5 separate regions of the Mus musculus genome follow, and all the other regions are linked to region 1. Evidence: chromatin loops called from intact Hi-C (ENCODE). Cell type or tissue: left cerebral cortex. All regions are shown on one strand.

Region 1 (5,000 bases):
CCCTAGTCTAGCAGAGTTCCCACAGAGATCTGAGTGTAGGTCTGATTTCTGCACATCTATAATGACTCCTACCCCTAAATGTCTTTAGTACATATCTTTATAAGATGTCTGTATAAATGATGCTTTTATTTCTATTTTTAAGTAAGGTCTATCACAGTCAGGGGTTTAATGATGTTCATAATATTGTACAGGTAATTAAATGGTTAAACCAAAATGACTTTAAAATATTGCTTTGGGGCTGAGAGTATTGCTCTGGCAGAGCACAGACTTAGTGCACCCTGGGTTCAGTCCAAGAACATGAAAACATCACTCAGTCAGTCAATCAAACCAACCAACTAAAATTAGCTTGCTTCTAGAAAATTCTGCCCAGTTACTTGATGCCAAGTTACCTTCAGCCCATCTCCTGCCAACACTCAGCTCCATGTCAGCACTTGTCCACCTGAGATACGACTCCCACAAGGGGAATGACAACTCAGGCCTGAACCTCTTGCTTGTCTCACAGTCTCCAAAGGAGCATATGCCTTCCCAGGAGATGCGCAAAAATATCACCACCCTCACCCAGACGTCACGTTCATTCCCCGGCTGCCGGCTGACTTCCCCAGTCTCCTTATTTTAAACACAAAATAAAGCATTCCTCTTAATGGCGGTACTGACTCCTTTTGGAAAACAGCAAGCAAACAAGTAAGGGCTATCACCCAAAGTTCAAAAAGAAATGCTCCGTCAGGACCTGATGGTACACACCAGTAATCCCAGCATTCAGGAGGCTGAGACAGGAGGATGGTCAACTCAGCATCAGCCTGGGCTACCTTGTGAGTCTGAGGCCAGGCAAGGCTACCTAATAAGTCCCTGTCTCAAGTAAACAGAAGCCCAAAGAAACCATATAAAAATCAATCACCAAACACACAGAAAAAAAAAAAAAAGCAAAGCAAAATCCAGAAAAACACACAATACCCTAAACAAAAACCAAGCGTGGCCAGCAGCTCAGCACATGCTAAACCCCTGCTGGTTGCCACCAACCAGATCAAGGCAGTTTGCATCCTGAGTCCTTGGTTCACTACGCTCCAGAGCTACTCCGATACGGCATTAGTGGGAGCAACTGAGAGAAACCATCACCTCTGAAATAGACACCAGGAGGGAATCTAAAACTTCAATAAATACGATTTGTAAAAGAGGCAGTGTTGAGTGGTACAGCTACTTATGAAAGAGACGGATCTTATTCCCTAACCCCATGCCCTCCTCAGACTATTTAAAGAAAGACTCGAGGTTGTATCTACAGCCTCCAGTAAGTTCCGACCCCTCTACTAAGCTCCCCAGAGCCTCCTCCACTCTTCACATTCAAGTTCATCCTGGGACACCATCTCCACCTGCGGGATGCTTCTAGGAGCACCTGCCTCTTACCTTCTGAAGCAGTGAGTGAGCGAATGCTACCTGCAGGTGTTCACGGGTGGCCTCCAGACACTTGGTTTAGCAGCGGATCAGTGAGTTTTAAGGTCCCCACTTCCTTGTCTTCTCACACCCCAAACCCAGCAGCAATGGGAGCTCTAAAGAAAGGCATATCCACAGGGCTCTGCACCCCCTCTCCCCCCACCCCCCAGATCTATATATAACACCTCTGAAGTTGTCAGCCTAACGAGCCACTTTCTGGCAGACCCGTTGCCATGACAATGACTGCTAATGAGCCCAGCGCTGTGATTGGCACTGCTTGAAGGCTCCTCCACAAACGACTTGCCAGCACATTCTTCCTTCCCAACCATGTAGCCAGCTGGACATCCAGAAGTAGCCAGGACATGGCTGGAAGCCGCTTGATGGATTCAGGCACTAGCAATTAGTTTATTGCTAGCACACCCTGAGTAATCCTAAACATGATGTCAGGAGCGGCCTCTACAACCATTTCCATAACCAGCAAGGGCCACGGGAGCAAAGAGACACTAGGAAGACCAAGTCTCATCTGGGACAGGTGTGATGGTCACACCTGGGTATAATCTCAGTACCTAGAACACTGAGGCACTAGTCATGAGTTCAAGGCCAGCCTGGGCTACATATTGAGACCCTTTCTCAAACAAACAAAAATAGACTAACTGGGCTATTCTTTCTCCTGGACACCTGTTCATGGTAGGAGGACTCCCACACAATGCTAGCTACCCATGGTGGCCCTGCCTTCCATGATGATGTTGCCAGCTTCAAACTTTTGCTCTACAAGAATTCTGGACATCTTCTCTTTATCTCGTTGGTGAAGCGAATGTTCCTTCAGCTCTATCTAATCAGAAATTGCAAGTCATGGGAGAGGGCTGTGGAGGAAGCAGGGTACATCTGAGGATGGCACAGTGCCTCTGAGAGTGTCTATTTTCATTGCATTAGGCTGGACTCTGGTGCGGTTGTCTTCGTGTTCTTCTGAAAGCTGATAATTCAGAGACTTGGCCAGAAGAAGGAGCCCAGGGAGCTAACATCCCCATAAACAAGGAAACAAAACTACAGAGAAGAGTCAGGAAGGCAGTGACACACTCCTCTTCTTCAGTTTAGTGTCAGCCCACCGCCTGGAACATTGAATGAGTGAATGAATGAATGAATGAATGAATGCTGGAAACCGAGCTTCAAACAGAAATGAGATGACCATTTCATCAAGGCTGAGGCAGAAGAATTGCACATTCAGGGCTGCCCTCAGCTACATAGCAGGACCCTGCCTCAAACAGATAAAATAGCAATTACAAAACAAAAGCAGAATGGATTTTAGTTGGGCGTCATAGGGCAAACCTGTAATCCCAGCGCTCTGGGATGGGGAGGCAGGAAGATGCCTGAGTTCAAGGCCAGCCTAGGCTATACAGTGGGACCTCTTTTTTAAAGGAAGACAAAAGAGACCTCTAGCATATTATGGGTTAGAAGTTTGCACAAAGCCAAGATTTCTTCTTAGAGAAAAAGTGACAGAAACATGGTCATCAACAAAGACTCTCAGAACGTCACTTCTGTCTCTTCCATAGCAAAGGGAAAGAAACTGTCTCTCACTGTCCACAGGGACCCGATTCCAGAACCCCACAGACATCTAAATTCCCAGATGCTTGATCTCCTTGTCTAACTTTACAGAGCATTTACACCATAACCTACATGTATCCCCTCGCATACGTTAAAGGACATTTACACCAGGCACCGTGGTTTATGCCTGTAACTCCAGTACTTAGGAACCTGAGCCTGGCCTACAAAAGAGGCTCCAGGATATCCAGAACGACAGAGCAAGACACTGTCTCAAACAAAAACACCCGCAAAAAGTGGATATTTCCTAAGAATACGCCACTGAAGAAACAATGAAAACAATGTGAATATGGTAGAGCTATGCAAGCTGCTTAGGAAAGGTGATGATAAAGTCCATTGTGTTCAGTGGAAGCACAATTTCCCTCCTAAATATTCCCAGTGAGCAGGTGCTGGAACCTGTGGGCACAGGGTGCTTGGAGGGTGCTCTCCAATGTCTGGGAATTTAGGAGAAATTAATATGAAGAAAGAGGAAGTCATAATCAAAGGGACCTAGGTCGATCACTGGAAACAACTGATGGGAAATGGCCCAGTGGGTGAAGTGCTTGCTGTGTGGGCACGCAGACCTGAGTTCAGATCCCTACAACTCCTGTAAAAGGCAAGCATAGCTGTGGCAGATCAGTTAATTTCAGCACTTGGAGGGGACAGGAAGATCCCAGGAGCTGGCTAGGAAGACAGCCTGGCCCATGTGTGAGCTAATCAGATCCTAAAGACAAGGCGGAGAAGCACTGAAATAGGAACGCCTGGATACCAGCCCTCACATGTGCTCCTACAGGTGAGTCCACCTGCACACACGTGCACTTACGCACAGCTCAGTACAACTGCACACATGTGCACTTATGTATAAGAACGATCTGAAAGGGCCAGGGAGGTGGTTCAGTTGCTAAGTGTGTTAGCCACACAAGTTTGACAACCCAAGTTTATTCCCAGGAACCCATATAAAAAGTTGGATGTGGTGGCATGCATCTATAGTCTACAGCAAGGTGGGAGGCGTGGACAGAAGAATTGCCCAAAAGCTCATGGGCCAGTGTGTTGGTCAACTCTACAGCAAGCAACTTGACACAAATTAGAGGACTCTGAGAAGGACTCTCAACTAAGAAAAAGGTCCATGAAACTGGACTCTAGGCAAGTCTGTTGGGCATTTTCTTGACTATTGGTCACTGTGGATGGTGCCACCCCTGGGCTGGTAATCCTGCGTTGTCTGAGCACGCAGGCTGAACAAGCCATAGGGAGCAGTTCAGTAAGCAGCACTCCCTCATGACCTCTGCTTCAGTTCCTGCTGCCAGGTTCCTGCCTTGGGATCCTGCCCTGATTTCTACTGATGGGCCATGAATCAGAAATGTGAGATGAAACAGACCCTTTCTTCCTCAAGCTCCTTCTGGTTATGGCGTTTTTATCACTGCAATAAAACTCTAAGCAAGAAAACCAGCAATTGTGAAGTATGCAGGTCTGTGGCTATAACAAAAGAAACCTCAACCAGGTGGAAGTCAAGAAATGACTTGGAAAACATGTCCTCTGACCTCCCTACTCATACCCATACATATGAACTGCACTGCACTGTGCTGCACTACACACACACACACACACACACACACACACACACACACATGCACACAGGCATGTATGCAATTAAGTATATGCATAATTAAAAATTTGGGTACATACTGAAGTTTGCAAGTTGCTGTTTATATAGAGGATGAAAAATGTGTGACAATCACTTCAACTAATACCAGAAAATATCAGTATCAAGAGGCAAGAGATGCAGAGGTAGTGTCCTGCTCTTCTCTTTTCTCTGCTCTGGGTTGTCCCCTATTCTGTTACCACAGTCCTATGGTGAAACAACACTGAGAGGGTGGGATGTTTAAGAGGTGGCATATGTATTCATTCTCTCTCTCTCTCTCTCTCTCTCTCTCTCTCTCTCTCTCTCTTTCTCTCTCTCTCTCCCTCCCTCCCTCCCTCCATGCCTCCCTCTCCCTTTT
Region 2 (5,000 bases), 69 kb before region 1:
TCCAATAGGATTATTGTCCCTGTAGGGCCGCTTCTTTACGCCAGCCCAGACAGAGGGGGAGAGGTGATTTTTAGCCATCCGTCGCCCCAGGGAGAACCCATGTCAGACACCGACCCTACTGGATCATTAACTTTAGACTTCCAGTCTCTAGAACTGAGACAAAATAGAAGCTTTTTTTTTTCCTCTGTTCTTTTTCTAGACAGGGATCTCACTGTGTAGCCCAGGCTGGCCTTTAACTCATGATCTTCCCACCTCTTCCCCCACCCCTGAGAGCTGGGATTACAGACAGATGTGTACCACCAGGCCCAGGCAAATTCCTATAGTTGAAGCTACTCAACCTGTGGTACTTTGTTATAGCAGCTGCAGCAGACATATACACACTCAAAATGAAAAGATGCACCTATTAACTGCCACTCCTCATTTCCCTCTTGACCACCAACTCATGGGCTTTGTCTCTATGGCTTTGCTTATTCTGGACATCTCAGAGGACTGGAATGATATACTCTGTGACCCACTGTGGATGGTTTCTCTTACTCAGCATCGCGTTTTTGAGGTTCCTCCATAGAGTAGAGGGTCTCGGTATTCCTCTCTATGGGTGAATGATACCCCGTTGTGCATCCACGGGTATCCACTGTGAGTATGCTACAGCTTCTGCAGCTGATCACCTCCTGATGGGATTTGGGTGGTTTCTGCCTCGTAGTCTTTGTGACTCTGAGCATGCTTGTTTGAGTCCCTGGTTCTGATTCATTTGAGGATGGACCTAGGAAGGAGTGGGGATGTGTGCTATTTCTGTGATTATCACAAGCTGTTTTCCACAGTGGCTGTCATTTGAGATCATGGAGGGGGAGGTAGGGTTCTGCAGACAGACAGCAGAGAAGGCATCAATCCCTACAGGAGTTCTCCCACTGAATATTCTTGTGAGGCTGGGAGGGTTCAACGTGTCCCTAAGCCCCATCTGGACTGTCACCATCGGAGAGGGAGATGAGGCCTGGCCTGGGGCTCTCCAAAGCACTCTGAGAGGCTGGGTAGGTAATTCTCAGACACGGTTTCCTCCAAGCCCGATACCCAGAAGAAGGGGAACAGAACTGGGTACCCAGAGGCTGCTGTCTAGCAGCAGGGCACAGTGCAGAGGGTCTCTGCTGTGCTCCAGCACCTAGGAGGCCCTGGATCACTCAAAAATATGCACAGTGGGTAAAGCTAGAGTGTGGACACCCAGACTTCAGGCCATGAGTGCTGCTTTGAGCCATAAACAGAAGTACTTGAGGGGAGGGTTGTTGGTTGTGATAGAGTGTTACTATGTAGCTCAGACTAGCCTGAAATTTATAATCCCCCATTCCTCAGCCACCACAGTGCTGAGATTAGAAGCCAAAACCTCCTAGTTCTGGGTACCAGTTTTGACCCATGAGTCTGAATCCTGAGCCATGAAAACCCATCTTGAGCCATGGGTGTCCATCTTGTTGTTGGTCCCCTGTCTGAGCCCGGAGTGCCTACCTCAAGTACTGTGGGCCTCCCTTGGACTATGGATGACTAACAGGCACAGACCCCACAGTGAGCCATCTCTCTCCATCCCAAGAAAGCATCTTTGCTGAGTAAGCAAGGACCCTTCCTCTGTGTCCCCTCATCCTCCTCTCTACCCTTTCCCCCCAACTCCACTCTCCTCCCAACTCACCCTTCCTCCTGGGCAGCCAAGGAGTTCTGAGAGAGCTTAGCCAGGTTCTTTGCATATTCTTCTTCAATCTTTATCCTGCAAAGAGAGAAAGCCCAGTGCCTCTCAGTGCTCCCACTGACAAAGGAGGCACTAACAGTGACAGCTACTGGATAAAGGAATGGTTTGGACTCTGCGTCTCCCTTCTCCAGGCTGTAGGGATAGCAGTTGTTACCAGCACCACCTCTAGCACAAGGTTGGGCGTGAGAGTCTTCCAGGAACAAGAGAAGCTTGTGACTGACTCTCAGGCAGGCCCAGCATGTCCCCAAACATTCCATCCCTCAGTTCTAGGTTTCACGCATGCCCAGACGGCCCCCACCCACAGAAGCAAGAAGAGAACATCTTCCTCCACTTTCCCACCCACAATGCCTAAAGTTGCCGAGCATTGTTAAGGGTGCGAGTGTTTCCATGGGAGCCAGGTAGTGTCCAGAGCAGCAGTCCCATTGGATTTCCCAGGAGGGGAAAACCCTCCACACACCTCCAAGGCAACTCTCTGGGGCACATTCTGTACAGCTAGGTACATCCATGGTAAGTGGGTTGTCATCAGCATGTTCACCTCCTAAGAGGATCTTGGGGCACATTGGGAGGCAGAGCTGGGCTATGACAACCAGAGGTGATCTGAAGGCAGAGCCCTAGACAGCCCTACAGCTCCATTCAGTAAACAGAGAAGTCCCATTTGCTTCCCACTCACTAGGGTGACTACACAGATCTGCTGAATGGTCTGCACCACGGCCTGGAGCCTGTCAGCAAGCTCCTGAGTTTCACACTGACCCAGCTCCATCCTTTACCACTGTCTCTCTTCAGGTGCCCACCTTTGCCTCTAGCCCCGACTATGTGGATGGGTACCCCACACCTTCCTACTGTGGCCAAGATCTCCAGAAAGCAGATCTCATCATGTCACAAGGCCAAGAGCGCATGCCAGGAGAGGGAGGCGCACACACCATCTGCATCCTGAGCCTCTGCTGTGAACCAGCCTGTACCATCTCCACATCCCACCCACTTCCCTCAGCCTAGCAAACTGCAAGGGCTGTGCTGGCCAGGTATTCTCCCAGCCCTGCAGCCTGGCTCTCCTGCCTCTGACAGCCTTCCCCTAGAGCACCAATGATGGGCTGAGAAAGGTTTCAAGGATTTGAGTTCCCTTCACTGGATCCCAGAGATGATCATAGTGGCCCATGATGGCAGAGACCATCATTTGCCAACGGGACACTGTTATGAGTGTAAACCATATGCATATTGAAGCTTCGGCTCCTATTGCTTTCTATTTGTCTGTTTTATGCTTCTGTTTTCTCACATCTGAACAAAGCAGCTTTCCAATTTCCTACTAGTTTAATGGGTCATAAAATAAAGATTTGATTATACAAATGGAAAATAGGCCTCCTAAGGAAAAACAGGCTTTAAAAACGCCAAAGCATTATTACCCGATTACTAGTGTTATAATGAAGAAATACTTTTAAAAAGATGTTTGCTGTTTGCAACCAATATTCCCAGAAAGTCTCAGAAATTCTTGTTGGAAAGTTGTGCATAAGTTTGTGAAAAAAAATATGTTTTGTGTGCATGTGTGTGTGTGTGTGTAGACAGATGTTTGGGTATGTGATGTGGATATGCAAGTGTACAAGTGTGTACATGTGTGCACATATATGCAGGTATAGAGGCACAGGCACATGAGTGTACAGGCACATGGGTGTGTAAGTGTAGGCACACAAGGTTGTGGTATGCAGAAACATACATGTGCAGGTGTGTGTGCATAGAGGCCCGTGAGTGTGCAGGTGCATGGACGTGCGGCTGTCTGTGCATAGGGATGTACAGTTGCTCGGTGTGCAAGTGTGAGGTGTGGGAACACTGGGATATGTGAGTGTGCAGGTGTGATGAGGGCATGCAGATATCCAGAGATATAGGCACATGTGCATGAGTGTGTAGACATGCAGTCATACAGGTATGCAGATGTGGGGGTGTAGATGTAGGGGTGCAGATGTAAGGGTGTGTGGGTATCCAGGTGCTCAGATGTACAGTTGTGTAGGGATTTGATGCATGGCTGTGCAGGTACAAAGATATTTAGATGCCAGTGTATGTGTGTGAGAGAGAGGGAGAGAGGGAAAGAGAGGGAGAGAGAGAGAGAAGGAGGGAGGGAGGGAGGGAGGGAGGGAGAGGGAGGGAGGGAGGGAGGGAGGGAGAGGGAGGGAGGGAGGGAGAGAGAGAGAGAGAGAGAGAGAGAGAGAGAGAGAGAGAGAGAGAGAGAGAGAGAGAGAGAGAATAGGTACATTTCTGCATGGGTGTGCATGGGTGTGCAGGTGTGCAGGTGTGCAGTAATGCTGAGACATGAACTTAGGCAGAGAGAAGGGGGGATTAATTGGGGACGTCTCTGCAGCTCTCTCTATTTTCCATGAGCTGAAACTGTTGGATCTTCATCTACCACCAAGTTCTGCAGGCACAGGGCCATTAGAATCCCGAGAGGCAGGGATGGGGTGGGAGGATCATTCTCTCTCCCTTGGCTTGGGAAACAGTTTTAATTAAAAGAAGCCATGGAAGGCTAGAAATGGCGTACACTTTTGGCCTCAGCACTCAGGAGGCAGAGCAGGTTCATCTCTGAGTCTGGGACCAGCCTGGTCTACAGGGTGAGGTCCAGGTTAGCCATGGGTACACAGTGAGACCTTGTCTCAAGTAAAACAAAAAGACCTGGAAGGTCACATTCCTCTTCTTGATTGTGACAAGGGACAGTGACTCCCATGAGGGTAAAGGAACAAAGTAGCGAGTCAGGAGCAGTGGGGAGGTGTGGACTGGGGTAAACAGGACACAGGTCCCATGCATGGGGCTACTCAGCTCCAGCCAACTGTGGCATAGGGGCTATGGAGGCACCAAGAGATGCCAGGCTTCCAGGATTTAATGTGATACACACACACACACACACACACACACACACACACACACACACATTTGTTATATTTACATATTTATAGATTTATGTGTATGTATTTGTTATATATATTTGAGGTCTCATGCAGCTCAGACAAGCCATAAACCTGTTATACAACTGATAACGACCTTGAACTCCTCACCTCCTGCTCTCACCTCCCAAATGCTGGGATTATAGGCATGCAGCCCTGTACCAATATTTCTGTAAATTTGTTCAAACCTTTAGAAACACTATCTGTCTCTAGACCACACATTTGCTAGCCACATCTGTCCCAGGGCGGAGCATGGCAAGCCATCCTTCCCCTTGGGGTTTAGGGCCCAGGGTGGGTCCTCACGGGCCTTGAGCTCACCTTTCCCGGATGAACTCGGACATCTCCTTCTGCAT
Region 3 (5,000 bases), 53 kb before region 1:
ATAGTAATAATGACCACAAGGGAGTCACTCCACAGCGGTCAGAGGGAACACACCATTCCGGGAGGATACCCATGACAATCTACATAGAGTTTACCACTCGGAAATCCCAGTGTCAAAGGGACTTCGGTTGTGATCCTCACTGATACTCAAGGCACAGAGTGGTTATGGTCAGGAGGCAGGACAGTCACAGTGTCACACTGGTGTCCCCTGGGCTACCCATCCATCAGAAAGGGAAACAAATGAAAAAAATCTGTAGTTATTACAGTGACCCAGGGCCTCCCCAACAGGGGGCAGACCTGCGACTGTGTGCCTCCCTGGAGATGCAACAGCCAGCAAGCAGCCAGCTCACCCCATACAGAACGCCTGTCAAACGACAAGCCTAGGTCCAAGCATGAGAAAGCAAACAGACTAAGAATGTAGGTTGGCCTACAAGACAAGGAACGACCTGGAGTCTTCAAAACAAGCTAGAAGTCAGTGTGAGGGCAGGCAAAAGAAAAGCCATGGGGCATCAGCCTAGACAAAGAGACTGGAGCAGACAAGGTGACAAAAGCGCCCGGCTCCTGGTATACAAGTCAGCAGTGGGAATCAAAGTTGAGCACACTCAACAGAGACATCAAAAACATCGGAGAGAAAGCAGTCAGCCAGTAAGAACTGCATAGAGCCGACCTGCTTGTAGATAAAGCACCATTTAAAAAAAAAGTCTGGAGTCAGAAAGTAGGCTAGTAGCAGCCCATGGCTTTGGGGGAGGCCTAGAGGGATGTGAATTCTCTACAATCCATTGTGATGCAAGATGCACACAAGGAGCACTCTAAAAACAACCAAGAATGCTTGGTGAGCACCACCCCCACTTCCCTCTTCCCTCCCTCCCCCTCCCTCTCTTTGCTTCCTGGGGATTGGATGTTGATCACTCCCCTTATAACCTACTGAGCTGTAGTCCCAGACTGTATTTTAAATGATGGAAGTGTATAATAATTAGTTGCATCTCAACACATGAGATGATGAGGTAGATAGACAGTCAGACAGACAAAGGAAGGAGAGAGAGAGAGAGAGAGAGAGAGAGAGAGAGAGAGAGAGAGAGAGAGGTGGACGGACAGACAATGATAGACAGGGCTAAAGAGGCAAAGTAATCAACGTTTTCATATCAAAAACTTGAATGGCTCTTGACCTGGGGAGAAAAGCTGGTATAAAAGGCATTTGGGGGACCATTAAAGAATTAGAATCTAGAATGCACATGATAGATAATATTATTGGACTTGTGTTTTTTTGGGGTACTGTAATGGTACTCTGATACCTTTTCCACTTGGTTTACAATTAGAAATACTTATATTTAGGGCATTAGTAACCTATGGTCTTAGGAGCTGAGGCAGTGCTCAGTACCAAAGTTACAGTTATGAAGTAGCAACAAAAATAAATGTGTGTTTGGGGGTTCCCAAGACCATTGGAAATATGTACTTTCCGAGGGTCACAACCCACAGGTTGGGAACCACTGATTTAGATCCATAAGTCAGGAGTTTTGCTGTAGGTACAGGTGGGGATGTCGAGGCAGGATGAGACCATTCATGAACCAACACTGGCCTAATGCCAGCGCTCACTGAAATGAGATGCTAGGTCCGTGGGTCCCTGTCACAGAAAGCCCTTGACTTTTGTAAGTTGACACAGTCCTACAACAGACACGTTTACATTTTGCCCTTTGCATATAATTCTGGAGAATTTTTTTTTCCTTCTGGATCCAGAGCTCACTACATAGCCCAGGCTATCCTTGGAGCAGAGACTCCATGCTCCTCCTGATCTGTGTACTGCTTGCCTAGTTCTCCTCCCGTTTGGCTGAACTGCTACTCCCACATCCTGGCTGTATCCCAGCATCTCTGCTGCCACAAAGAACACACACTACTGGCTAAGCTGTGAGCAACTCCATGACACGCAGGCGAGCAGCCCCTCCCCAGGGATCTCTTGAATCCTAGAGGAATAGGAAAAACCCTCTTCAGTTCCCAGCGCTGTTGGCACAAAACCGGGCTCCTTGTGATGGGCCATGCAGACCCCTCCTGCCGCATCTTTTGCCCTCCCACACCTGCCAATTCAGTAAGTCACAGCATGACACACACTTGATGTCTGTGGGTTCTTGGAAAGCTTCACCCTCCTTCTTGCCTCTAGGCATCTACATGCTGTGCCCTGGAAGACTGTTCACTAGCCCCCCCCCCCCATCTTTTTGTTAACCAACCCTCTGTGTAGCCTCTTCCACTCCTCCAGCCTAGCATCTTTTTTTTTTTTTTTTGGTTTTTCGAGACAGGGTTTCTCTGGATAGCCCTGGCTTTCCTGGAACTCACTCTGTGGACCAGGCTGGCCTTGAACTCAGAAATCCTCTGCCTCCCGAGAGTTCTTACCACTGATACAATTAAACAACTGTTTACCCATTGTCCTCCCCAGCTAGGGCTGAGCCTTTCCATACCTCAGAGCCTAGCAAAGACCTAAATACACGATGATTGGGTGTGCGTTACTAAAGCCAGGGGCCTGGGGAGGAACTGCAGAGACACAGCCTCTCAGCTCTTTCTCCACTTAAACTACCTTCTTCAACACACTCTGTAGGAGCCCCAGTGTCCCATCTTTCCTTTTGTGTCTTTTGGGGTAGTCAGGAAGCCAGACTGATGGAAGGATGGATTACAAAAAAGCCCAAGTAATGGTGGGCAGGAAGAGAAGGTGCAATCTAAGATCTGTTTCTTCTAAGGCTATTGGCCTTTGACTCCCGGGCTATCTCCCAACCAGGAAGGTGCCCTTTATCCAGGACACAGGCAGCAGCCGCCTTGATGTCTGCAGTACTGAAGTTTTCCACTGGGAGGCACCAGACCACCACCACCAGTGCCCATCCACCCAGCTCTCAAAAGACTGGGCAATGGAAAAAGCAGGACGCTCAGTCTGATAGGGACATTAGGTGTGCCTGCCCCTTCCTGCTACCTGTATGCCTTCCCATTTGCCCTCTCAAAGAGAGCGAAATCAATAAGGCTCTTCGCAAATCTGGGCTTGGCCATTGTGGCCTCAAATCCCACCTCTTCGATGGTTACGTGGCCCTTCATTCACTCATATTTAATCATTGTTCACAGGCACACACATGCTAGTGACCAAACCCTGAGCCTTGAACACACTAGGTAATTACTCCGCCGCTGAGCCACGTCTCAGTCTTAAGATATTATCAAGAACAATCGTGAGTTATGATTGGCAGCCCGGGATGGAGAGTAAATCTCCCTGTGTATTGAAGAATGCTGTGTGTGCTCAGGCATTGCCTGGGCCCTGCTGCCTTTTAAGGGAGACTCTCTCAACCTATTCATGGTTAGCTGGTAGAGCACTTTTGATAATTAGCCTCAGCAGTTCACACACTGGGCTTAAAAACCAGCGGCTTCCTCTTCAAATGTTGTCTGTTCATAGCCTGAAAGAATCCTAACGGATCTACTTTACAGTTCCGGATGCAGCGGGCAGATGCAGATTTACCTTTGCCACGTACCACACTGTTGACTTTTGTTTCTCTGAGGAGGTCTTACTTCAGGGTTATCATCCAAAACGAATGTTATGCTAACCTGCCTGTGTGTTGTAGCCACTGTCTACCAACCTGGGGCTCAGAGCTGGCCTTCCCTGGAAACCCAGTACCACACATCCCTTATCAACTATGTGTGTTCATGTGCGTGTATTGGTTTGTGTGCATGCATGTGTACATGTATGTATGTGTATGTGTGTATGATGTATGTATGTATGTGGTGTGTAGCATCTGTGTGTGGTATGTGCATGTATAGTGTTTTATGTATGTGGTGTATATGTGGTGTGTATATGTGTGTGGTGTGTGTGTAGTGTTTTTATGTGGTGTGTGTGGTGTATGTATGTGGTGTATATATGTGGTATGTGTGGTGTATGTACGTGGTATGTATGGTGTGTGGTATATGTATATAGTGTATATGTGTGGTATGTGTGATGTGTGTGTGTGTGGTATGTGATATGTGGTGTGTATGTGTGGTGTGTATGTGTGTGTGTATGTGGTGTGTAATATGTGTGTAGTGTGTGTGGTGTTGTGTGTGTGTGTATGTGTAGTGTGTGTGGTGTTGTGTGTGTGGGGTGTGTGTGTGTGGTATGATATGTGTGGTGTGTGTGTGTAGTATGTGTGGAGTTGTGTGTGTGTGTATGTGTGTGTGTGTGTGATATATCTATGCACACGCATATATGTGAGCACACACAAGGTGTGGCAGAGGTCAGTCCCAATCACTCTCTTCTTCATTCCCGAGACAGCGTCTGCCATTGCCCTAGAGTTCACCACGGGCACTACGCTGGCTGACCAGTGTAGCCCGCTGATCCTCCTGTCTCCACTTCCCCAGCTCTGGGACTACAGATCACCACCATGGCCTGACTTCTATGTGGGGGCTGGAAATTGGACCCGGGGCCTCAGGCTTGTGCAATCAGCACTTCATAGCCTAAGCTATCTCTCCAGCAGCCGCATCCTATTTTCTTAAATAAAAAAGTATATCTGTCTTTTATAGAAAGTGAAATGTGTTGATTTTTAGAAAACTTGAAGAAAGTAAAATTACTTTCAGTCTCTGATCATGCTTTTACAACCTTAACGAGATTCATATTTTCAAACTAGGTAATTCCTTGTTGTAGGAGCCATTCTGCATTGCACAACAGTGGGTGACATCCCTTGCATCTTCCACATGCACCAACATCCCCTCTTTGGTGGTAACACTCAAAATCAGAGATGCCACCAAATGTCTCCAATGCAGAAACTCAGTCTGAGGTGCAGCTAGGTCACCACAGATGATCTGGTCATCTTTCTTCTCATAAACACAGCTTTCTTTCTTCTAAATAAAACTGAATACCCTATATTTGCACACACGCACACACACACATGCATACACACACATATACACGCAAGCACAAACACATGCAAACACATGCACACACACATTGCACACACATGCATACACACACATAAATGGATGCTCATACCTGTGGATGCTCTCTCTCTC
Region 4 (5,000 bases), 140 kb after region 1:
AGGACTTGACCCTCCTCTGCCATTTGACTGCAAGTTGCTTGTAGCATAGAATTTGTCAAGGTGAACCAACAGAAGCCCCGCCCAGCTGAGCTCCAGCCACTCAATCATATAGGACGGATTCTGGGGTGCTCTGTTACCTAGCAATAGAAAAATCCATCTCTTCATTATCCTCAGCACAGTCCATCAATCCCTACTATAAGCTAATCCTTATAACCTCCTGTCATGTGATCACATGATCCTCGGGTGAGCAAAGAGGGAGAAGAGAGGAGATGGAGTTCAAGGATCGACCCTCTGCACCCGCCTTGTCCCACGGACAAGCACTAATGAAGTCTGTGTGTGAGGCTGACTCCATTTTGAATGGCTATAAGGGAATACCACAAGTTGGGTGTTCTATCAAATGAATATATTTCTCATGGCTCTGGAGGCTGCCAGCATCTTTGAGTTCTTATGGCACCACTCCATTATAAAAGGCAGAGAGAGGAAGGGCAAGCTCTCAAACTATAGACATTCAGGCCTCTTTATAACTGGCATTAATCTATTCATGGGGGTGGAACCCTCAGAACCTAACACCGTCTGATACTGCTGTGTTTGAGTGTTAGGTTTTCAACACAGACATCTGAGGACACGATTTGAGCAGTGTCTCTCAGGACTACAACCTGCCTGTGTGGACCTCAGCACCACCTAAAGGAGAGCTCTGTCGTGTCTGTATTCCAATCCTATCACCCTTGTAAAATTATCTCCCCGAATTCCGGGTGTTTCTACTGAAATCTTACACCACCCTTTAGGTCCCTGACTTCTACCTAAAGAAAGAGCAGACCACAAAGAATCCCTGAGTCTATTAGGCCTGACCAGCCTTTGTGCCTACTCTGGAACCACACCTGACGCTACAAGTCTTCCTTGGGATAGAGAGCCCACCTCCCACCTCTATCTCTCTTCCCCTGGAGCTGTGCCTACACCCTTGAGGGCTGGTGGAAATCATCCATTGTGTAGGTCCACAAATCTATAAGGTGATCCAGAGCCTAGCCTGGAGCTTGTCTGACATGTACTCTCTAGTCTCCAGCTTGGCCCCATCTCCCCCATCCATCCATTCTTCTTCTATTATGTCTCTCAGACAATGTCAGTGGAGTTCCCTGCTGCTCCCCTTCTATGTGGCTGAAGGTGACATCAGGAAAGGCTTCTCTAGATGCTCTCATCCCAGGGTCTTTGCACACCAAAGCCAGCTTTGGGTATTGGCTGGTAGGTCTGGTTATGGTTGCAATCTGAAAGGTTCCCATATGCTAAAGATTCAGTAACCAGCCTGTGGAATTCCTAGAAAGTGATGGAGCCCTTGGAGAGTAGGTCTTGGTAGGGGGTGGTAGAATTAAAACACCATCCCCTTCCTTTCCTGGACATTATGAGACGTTCTCTGTTACCACATACTCATAATTTATTGGACTAAAAGCTGACCAGAAACTGAAAATTTTAAGCCCAGGTTCAAAATACATCTTTCCCACTTGCAAATGCTATCATTCAGTGCCTTGACACAGCAATGGGAAGTCAACTATCTTAGACCTCATATCTTTGGGGAAACTAAGTGCCCTCTAAAGGGTTGGCCACACCTTGAGTAACCAGGACTCCTGGGGCCAGGGTTCCTGGGTCCTCTATCTCTCTGTCCTGGCTTAGGTCCTCTAGAGTTCATCTTTCGTCATCCAGATACCCACTCTATCATTTTTCCAGTTCCCGTGAGTCTTGACCAAAGAGATTGCCCCCAATGACCAGGTCCTCCTGATCCTTGCTCTCATTTGAAGCTGGCTATCTCCAAGGCAGATCTAGTAGTCCTTTCTGAGTTCAGCTCCCAGTTCCCCTCCATAGTGTTTCCTGCCAAGTTTGGCCTCTAACTTCCCATCCTTTGTCAGAACCAGGAAGAGAGAGAGAGAGAGAGTCCACTTTGCGAATTCTTGTCAGTATCTCACATCCTCCTTTAAGACACTTCCTTTTATTCCTCTTTCCACCAGAGGGCGAAAGGAACACTGTGAGGAATACCAAGTTCTTCAGCTGCTTGTCTGTCACCCCATCCCTTTCCAGGGAGGCTGATGAGGTCCATTCTGTTCAGACTTCTACCCCTACAGCAGAACCAGCTTCTGAGTCCACAGGCCCTCCTCTGCCTCCCAGCAGCTGCCAGACTCTGTAGTCTCAGAAGTCATACACTTCATACGCTACCCACTGCTATTCAACTTTCCTCCCTGTCTATGAAACTCAGCCCACCCCAAGAGACTCCACAGCATGTCCTCTGTCCCTTCCCAGCCCTCTGCCTAGTGGTCCAGCTTATTCTCATGGGAGATTGCAAGCCACCAAGAACTGGATCCACGAACCTCTATGTTGGTGCTGAGAGAATCCTAGTCAGTACTTGGGCAGCAGGGACAGGTCCACCCTTGCCCTCACCTTTAGGGAAATCAGCTGGTTATGAGTGGATTCAGACTTCAGAGATGGCAGCAGGAGTGGTCCGGGCTGTCCCAGGATACAGCTATCGACTCTTAGGCCCCAGAATTTCAGGTCATATGAAGGATACTGTTACCAATATACCAACTGGAGGGCAATGCCCGCCATCTCCACATACATCATTCTTGACCCTTCCTTTAGCTTAGTCCAGGTGATTGGGGTTCAAAATGCACAAGGAATTTATTCAGCCACCTGAGCTGTTAGGCTAACAGGCAAACGTGACTCCTTAGGTGACAGACATGCTTTTCGAATGCTGTCGTGTCTTCTCTTGTCTGTAAAACCGAGGACAGTGCCAGATACTGTGGCACAAGCCTGGAATCCCAGCACTTGGAAGCAGAGGCAAGAAGACTGCAAATTTGAAGCTAGCCTTAGCTACAAGACTGCGGCTCAAGTCGAATAAAGCTTCCTATATGGAGGACAGCTCTTAGACATTCACAGAGCTGTTAGGAAATTGATGACAGTCCACATGGCTTGTGTAGGTACAACTGGAGGGTCCTCCTGGTAGCACTGAGGTGCTATTAATAGACTGGAGGTGTCTGAAAAGTCCTTAGGTACCAGGGACTTCTTAGCTCCATAAGTGCTAACGGATGCCACAAGCACACCCAGGCCAACACAGAGGATAGTTCTGCTGTCTTCTGGGTCTGTTCATGCTCCATTGAAAAGCAGGGGCACTCTGTTCTTAGGAATCCCCACCCAAAACAGCTGGCTGAATCCAGTCAGGGACACTCCTCCCTAGACAGACAATCACCAGGCAAATTTCCACATCAGTATTTCCTGGGGAAATGTGGCTACCAAAAGAACTCACACATGCATTTCAGAGAGCTTTTTGCCAGGAGACTCAAGATTTCCCTGTCAAAGGATACTTCCATTAATTTTGTTTTTAATGTAGCTCTCAGAGATGGAACTTGGAAAAGCAGAGAACCAAGCCCGAGCCTCTCCTGCTGACACAGGTTCTCAGAGCACACCATGAGCTTCCAGAGACACCTCTGCTAAGACCCCAGGAAGCTCATCCCAGCCTTTCCCCTAGAAATACTACCAAGTCCATTTTGAGGAGTGCCTTGGTCCATTTAGAGCAAGTTTGTTTCTTGGACCAGAGAGAAGCATCATGTGTTTCCGAAGGCTGCACAGACATTTGATGCTGCTGCCACTGGACACTTGTCAGGCCTGCCCACTGTACAACCATCTCTCCACCTCACCGTGGGCCAGAGTTGCATGTAACATTTTCATTCAAAATTTGCTACTCTCTTCTTAAATAGATCCCAGTAAAAAATAAATTTGGTCCCTTATTTAGGCTGGGTTTTACCAAAACCTAAGAATACACACATTACTGATGGTGAGGACTAGTTTAGCATTTATGACAATCCTGGGGTCAGCAGCCTGTCAGTAAAGACTGAAAAATACTACCCCACCCCACCATACACCACACACACACATACACACAGGACTTTAGAAACTTGGGCTTTCACTCAGACTGTGACCATGAGCTCAGTGATTAGAGGCCAAAGAGGCCTCGCAATTGTCACCCAGACAATAAACAGCCAGCTGACTTGGCTCAGCAGTCCTATGAAGCCTTGGGACCAAGCCAGATCCCCAAGAACAAGGCACTTTAGGGTACTGATCCTAGAGGATGGGAGGCTACCTAGGGTCCAGCTGTATCCACGGGTCTAGCCTGCTGCTCTGCTCCAGCTCATTGCTAACTGGTGCTTCTCAGCAGTCCGGCAAGTGGGCGCCTGGAGGCAGCCAGGCGACCTGTCCCTGGTCAGCATGACTGACCGCTAGTCTACCAGAGAGGCGGAATTGTGGGGCCACCTTTCCAAACCCCCATCACCCTCTCGCCTTGCCAAGACCACCTGGCTCGGCAGTCCCTTGGTGGCCCCTGTCTTCCGCGGCAGAGCGCCCGCTTGCTCCAGAACTCGCACAGGCAACAAGTTCTCGCTTCCCCACAGAGGCCACGACGTGCTCAGGAGGCCGGGTAGGAGGAGAACGCTGTCCACGCCCCAGCCCCTCCCCCGCACCCTTCGTCCCCCAAAGCCGGGTTGTCTGGAGGGTAGCTGGTCCCCGACCCCGGCCCTGGCCTCTCACCTCTAGTAGTTGCACGTAGCTGGCGGGGAACCAGCCACGGAGCCCGTCGTCCTTTTCGCCTTCCCACCAGCCGCCGTCCGGGACCTGGAGCAGCGTGAGCAGCTCGCCCGCAGAGAAGCGCAGCCCCTGGCTGTGCCGCTCCCCGGAGAAGGGGTACAGGGTCCGGCAGCGGGCGCCGGCCATGGCCCTGGCGCCCGGTCTCACAGCACAGCCCGCATCCCTGCCGAGCCCCGCGGGCTGGCCAGCGGCTGCGCGGGGTCCCAGGCGCCCGGTGCTCCGGGCTCCCGCGCTTTGGGCGCGCGCCGTGGCGGGGTTGCGCAGGGGTCTCCGGGCCGCCGAGCCACGCGCGCTGCTTGCAGGGAAGCGGACGCTCGCCAGCAGAGCTGGCTTCGTGGGCTCCACCGGCTCCGGAGAGCGAGCGGCGACGCCCCCGGGCCGGG
Region 5 (5,000 bases), 66 kb after region 1:
TCAGTTTCCTAACCAGAACCTTATATGGCAGAAAAGACTTTCTTTTTTTTTTTTTTTGACTATATTTTATTTTATTTCTTTTTTAAATTTTTTTAAAAGACTTGCAAAGGGTGTGTTAAGTCAGGGATTCTGAGATGGAGAGTTACATGGAATAGTTCCAGGAAGTTCTTAAGTGCAAGCAAAAGAGTCTTAAGTGGGCCTGGGAGGCATTACAGAGGCAGAGTGCTTGCCTAGCACCTAGGAAGTCCTGGGTTCAACCCTAAGCACCACCATTAAACAAAAAGGCCCTTCTAACAGGAAGACCAAGTCCTGAGAGGAAAGAACACAGGAAATGGCAGGAAAAGACACATGATGAGGAATCACGAATTGAGCAAGATGGAAAAGAAAGGAATGTTCTCAGAGCCTCACGATGAACCAGCCCTGGCCACACCCTGGTTTTAACCTTGCAAGAGCCATTTCAGACTTCAGATCTTCCAAATTATAAGTGGAGAAATGTGTTGCTTAAGCCACTAAGTTTATGGCCTTTCTATGGAAATTTACATAGCTCCTCTTTTTTTTTTAAATGTTTTTATTTGTTTTTGTTTGTTTGGGAGGGCACACGTGCCAATGCATATGTGTAGAGGCAGAAGTTCAGATTGTCTTCAGCTACATGAGAGTTTGAGGCCAGCCTAGGCTACATGAGACCCCTTTTTAATTAATTAATTTATTTATTTATTTATTATTTTTATTTTCCTTTTTTGGAGAACAAGATCTCACTATGTAACCCTAGCTGTACTGCAACTCCCTATGTAAGTTAGGCTGGCCCTGAGTAAACAGAGATGCACTAGCCTCCAACTCTTACGTGTTGGGTTAAAGACATGTGTATTCCACCATACTTGGCCCCACTAAAAGGCTTTTACTGTCCTATTCTTGTCCTTAAACGTGTATGCCTTAGAGCTGGGCTATATCTGATATGGCTACTGCTATTTAAACCTAAGTTAATCCAAATTAAATAAATGTGAAGACCCCTTTCCACGGTCCCTTTTACCATGTCCCCAGTGTGACCAAGCACATGGTAGTGACACAAACAGAAGGTTTCTGTTGCCACAGGAAGCTCTTCTGGGCTGTGCCGGCTTAAGGCATCTCTCTAGCATTCCAGGCTCTAGCTCTACCTCCAGCCCCATGACTAGAAAGACTTAAGAGGACAGAAATGATGCCACCACACCCAAATCCACCCTGGAATTCATTCTTGAGCACGTGTCCCTAGGAATGGAGTCAAGAGGCATTTGCCAGAGTATGACTTTTACTGAAAACCCTGGATCCTTGATGGGTGAGAAGCCGAACACACAGCGTGGATTCGATAAGCAGAGATGTTCGGGTGTGGGTGTACAGATGGAGATTAGACTAGAGAGGAAGTAGGGAAGATAAGAGGAGCTGCACATAGGAAAGGAAGCCTGCTGACGTTATCACAAATCATAAATGCAAATGCTTAAAAGGGCCTCACCTGGGGCCAGGCAGCATGTGAGACTATCCACTGGCCTACAGAGGGATTCATCAAGTCTGCAAAAGACTACAGGATAGAGGGTCCTCTGAGAGTCCCTAGGAGCCAAACTGAATCAAGCCAAGACCCATGAAAGGTAGGAACAGTGTTAGAGAGGCAGGACAGAGGAACTGTGCAGAAGCAAAGCCAAGCTTCTGCAAACAGTTTTTGAAACCTGAAAATTCATTATGTCTGCAAGGCTGTGGGGGGAAAGGGCCTTCCCACAGATTAGGGCTATATTGTCCATTAGCTTTGTCTTACTGGAGACAAGAACCCTTCCAAGATACTCAGCCAGATGTGGATGCATGGACGGACGGATGGATGGATGGATGGATGGATGGATGGATGGATGGACAGGACTATCCATAGCTGGTGCTGGAGAGTGATTAGAGGCAACTTCCTTCTCTGTCCAGGAAACAGGTGGTCAAAGCATTGAACAGACACTTGGTAGCTAAACTCCAGGACACACTGTATAATTTCAAAACTGCAGTATCCAGGTGGAATGATGGCACATGCCTATTTTCTCAGCAGGAGTGGAGGCTGGAGGACCGGGAGTTGGAAGCTAGCCTCAGCTACAAAGTAAGCTGGATGAGCTTAGCTTGCCTAGCATGCACAAGGCCTTGGGTTTGGTTCCCCAAACATGCAAATAACATAGAATCATCACGGTTGCAGTGTAGAGGCAAAACCCATGTTAAGGATACAGACACCTGAGCTAAAGGGAAGGAAGAAACACAGACATTTACAAATGCTTATGCTATGTGTGGACATCTCTAGGAACAAAGACATTTACAAATGCTTACACTATGTGTAGACATTCCTACAAGAGATCAGTGACTTGACTCCAGCAAGATGACTCATCAAGTAAAGGCCCTTGCCTCCAAGACTGATGAGCAGAGCTTGATACTCGGGACCTACATGGTGGAAGGAGAGAAGCTAGTCTGTCATTGGTCCACTGTCCTCTACTTGAGCACCAGAGCAAGGGTGGGAACCCTCCCTCCCTACCACCACACCCATGCACAAAGTAACTAAATAACATAATTCTAAATGGAAAATGGCAATGCATGCCTTTAATCCCAACTCTCGGGAGGCAGAGACAAACAGGTCTCCATGGGTTCAAGGCCAGATTGGTCTTCATAGCAGTTTCGGGACAGCCAGAGTTACATAAGGAGATCCTATCTCAGAGAGAGAGAGAGAGAGGGAGAGAGAGAGAGAGAGAGAGAGAGAGAGAGAGAGAGAGAGAGAGAGAGAGAGAATGAAATGAAATATTTGGGCTGGCTAGGGGAGAACAAAAAGATGACTCAGTTGTTGAGAGGCCTGGCTGTGCTTGCAGAGGACCTGAGTTCTGCTTCCAGCACTCACAACCATTCTAACTACAGTTCCAGCAGATCTAGTGCCCTCTTGTGGCTCCCATGGATACCATGCACATTTGCTGACAAACCCACAAAATTAAAAAAAATATTTAAAAAAACAAACAAAAAAAAAAAACTTGAAGAAGACGGGAGAGATGGCTCAACAGTTAAGAGCACTTGCTGCTCTTCCAGAGGTCCTGAGTTCAATTTTTAGCGCCCATCTAAGGACAGCTCAAACCCTCTTGTAACTTCTGCTCCAGGTAATCCTAATGCTCTCTTCTGGCCTCTACATGCATGCATGTGTGTGCACACACACAGTTCTAAAATTGTTTAAGTAAATGTTTTTAACTTTAAAATAAAAAAAATAGAGAAACCAATACCTTGTTTGGTGTCTGGGAGGAAATTGACACGGTAGGGACAAGGGTTGCAGGAAAAACAACGTTCACTCGATAGTGTTTGATTCTTTTTCAAGCAAATATTACTGTTCAATACATATAACATTAAGCTGGATGTAGTAGCCTGCACCTGTAGTCCTGGCACCGTAGAGCGTGGACCGAGGCAGGAAGAATGCCATGAACTCAGGGCAGCCTGAACTGTATAATATACTTCAGGTAAGCCTGGGCTACAGAGGGAGACCCTGTCACAAAACACCAAACAACGACAAAGAGTGCAAAATTAACAGAAGTATAGTTAGTTCTTGATTTGCACTGTTCTGATCTATCTATCTATCTATCTATCTATCTATCTATCTATCTATCATCTATTGATCTATTCTCTATTTTTATCTCTATCTCTATCTCATGATCTATTCATTCAGTGTATGTGGTGCTGTACATCGAATAGAAACTGCATCCAGAGACTTTTCACCTTGATCTTTCCCTGGGCTGGTAGTAATGTGTACTTTGATCTCTCTCATCCTGGGGAGTAGCAGTGGGTGGTAGCTCCCTGTCACTGCTGCAATTTCAAGAGGAAATAACAGAGCCTTTATAGTAAAACAGAGCTGTTGATGGTAGGTGTAACTCAGGTGAGGGCTCTCCTGATATATTTCCCCCCTAATGATCTTTCCAGTGTAGGCTAATTTTCTAAGGGCTGAACCCCCTTTCAGGGGAGGGAACCATCAGGAGACTTCTGCACGTGTGTTTATGAACTGAAGCCATGAATGCTGTTGTCTCATTGGAAAGGTGGTATCTGCACAAGGCTCTGAGCCCCTAGGGTGTTCTGCAGACATAGGACTTCTGTCTTTGCTTAGGATGCCATTTCCTATCACCTGTGGCCCCTCAAGACAAGTTTCCTCAGTCAATCTGGGCTGTAGTTGAGTTTGGGAAATGACCATGGAATGTTTTCCCCCCAAGTTGAATGCAGCCTTGTGATCTTGTTTCTGATTTGGGTGCCACCACACTTCAGTCAGAGCATAGACAGCCACCCCTGAATGATCTCCTGCTATCTTCACAGCAGGGAAGAGAATCAAAGTGAGTCCTCATGGCTGCCATGTGATAGTTGCTATGGACACTAGACACTAGCCTACATCAGATGGGGTTGTATCCAATTAGCCACCCCCACAACAACACCATAGCAACAACAGTAATATTATGCTTCTCAGAAGAAAAAAAAAGACACACAATTGCGCGCGCGCGCGCACACACACACACAGAGTTGTGTGACACTTTTAAAGCCACAGAGACAGCATTTTCCACACCCTCCAACTGCCTGTCACTTGCTAACACTTGGCTTCTTCAGTAGGTAGTCACAGGCTTGAAGCAATTACCTCTTCACACCCTTGTGAGATGTGTGCCCTTCAAGGGGAGGGAAATGGCAGGAGAGTGGCAAGCAGCATCTTCCCTGGGCTCCTGCCTTGGAAGTGAGGAGGCCAGAGCTGAGCCAGCTGCAGAACAGACAGGCTTGAGGAATAAAGCGCACTACCCTGTCTGTCTGTCTGTCTGTCTGTCTGTCTGTCTTCTTTCTCTGTGCCAGGCCCACACTGGGCACTTGGATTTTGGTGGTGCTAGAAATGGGCTACCTACTAATCGCCAGACTTCGATGTGGAAAACATTAACCCAAATGGAAAGACATGAATCAAGGCCCGAGTTGACAGTTTGGAGAAAAACAGTGCTTCTCTGAGAGCAGGAGTTTAG

Evidence for each region. A loop is a pair of places that touch in the nucleus more often than their neighbours do. Peaks named below come from ENCODE experiments on the same cell type or tissue, not always from the same donor. Only the 100,000 strongest peaks of a DNase experiment are listed, where the experiment ranks them.
Region 2: a loop joins it to region 1, with 3 times the contacts of the local background. A loop is called at or near these places in 3 of 42 quality-filtered maps.
Region 3: it touches region 1 in a loop (2.4-fold over the local background); 7 of 42 quality-filtered maps call a loop at or near these places.
Region 4: a loop joins it to region 1, with 2.0 times the contacts of the local background. A loop is called at or near these places in 2 of 42 quality-filtered maps.
Region 5: a loop joins it to region 1, with 2.1 times the contacts of the local background. A loop is called at or near these places in 2 of 42 quality-filtered maps.

The regions. Positions count from the first base shown.
Region 1 is chr11:67,593,098-67,598,097 of GRCm38, reverse strand. All of the region lies in intron 1 of Gas7 (growth arrest specific 7), which reads right to left. Among named protein-coding and RNA genes, the nearest start is that of Gas7, 9.1 kb to the right of the region's middle. In left cerebral cortex, no CTCF peak of the experiment used is centred here; DNase peaks (open chromatin) are centred at 536, 1,094, 1,672 and 2,102; H3K4me3 peaks cover 2,110 bases; H3K27ac peaks cover 3,123 bases.
Region 2 is chr11:67,662,132-67,667,131 of GRCm38, reverse strand. It overlaps Gas7 (growth arrest specific 7), which reads right to left. Exons shown (of 14, transcript NM_001109657.3): 7 at 4,966-5,000; 8 at 1,670-1,744. It also overlaps a transcript of Glp2r not described here. Among named protein-coding and RNA genes, the nearest start is that of Rcvrn, 31 kb to the left of the region's middle. In left cerebral cortex, no CTCF peak of the experiment used is centred here; DNase peaks (open chromatin) are centred at 781, 2,016, 2,660 and 4,200; H3K4me3 peaks cover 188 bases; H3K27ac peaks cover 4,431 bases.
Region 3 is chr11:67,645,791-67,650,790 of GRCm38, reverse strand. All of the region lies in intron 4 of Gas7 (growth arrest specific 7), which reads right to left. Among named protein-coding and RNA genes, the nearest start is that of Rcvrn, 47 kb to the left of the region's middle. In left cerebral cortex, CTCF peaks have their summits at 277 (motif pointing right) and 2,814 (motif pointing right); DNase peaks (open chromatin) are centred at 371, 726, 1,905 and 2,832; H3K27ac peaks cover 2,735 bases.
Region 4 is chr11:67,455,335-67,460,334 of GRCm38, reverse strand. It overlaps a transcript of Gas7 not described here. Among named protein-coding and RNA genes, the nearest start is that of Gm40029, 110 kb to the right of the region's middle. In left cerebral cortex, a CTCF peak has its summit at 1,995 (motif pointing right); DNase peaks (open chromatin) are centred at 2,001, 4,025 and 4,519; H3K4me3 peaks cover 2,534 bases; H3K27ac peaks cover 1,453 bases.
Region 5 is chr11:67,526,828-67,531,827 of GRCm38, reverse strand. It overlaps a transcript of Gas7 not described here. Among named protein-coding and RNA genes, the nearest start is that of Gas7, 57 kb to the left of the region's middle. In left cerebral cortex, a CTCF peak has its summit at 2,900 (motif pointing left); a DNase peak (open chromatin) is centred at 4,522; H3K27ac peaks cover 481 bases.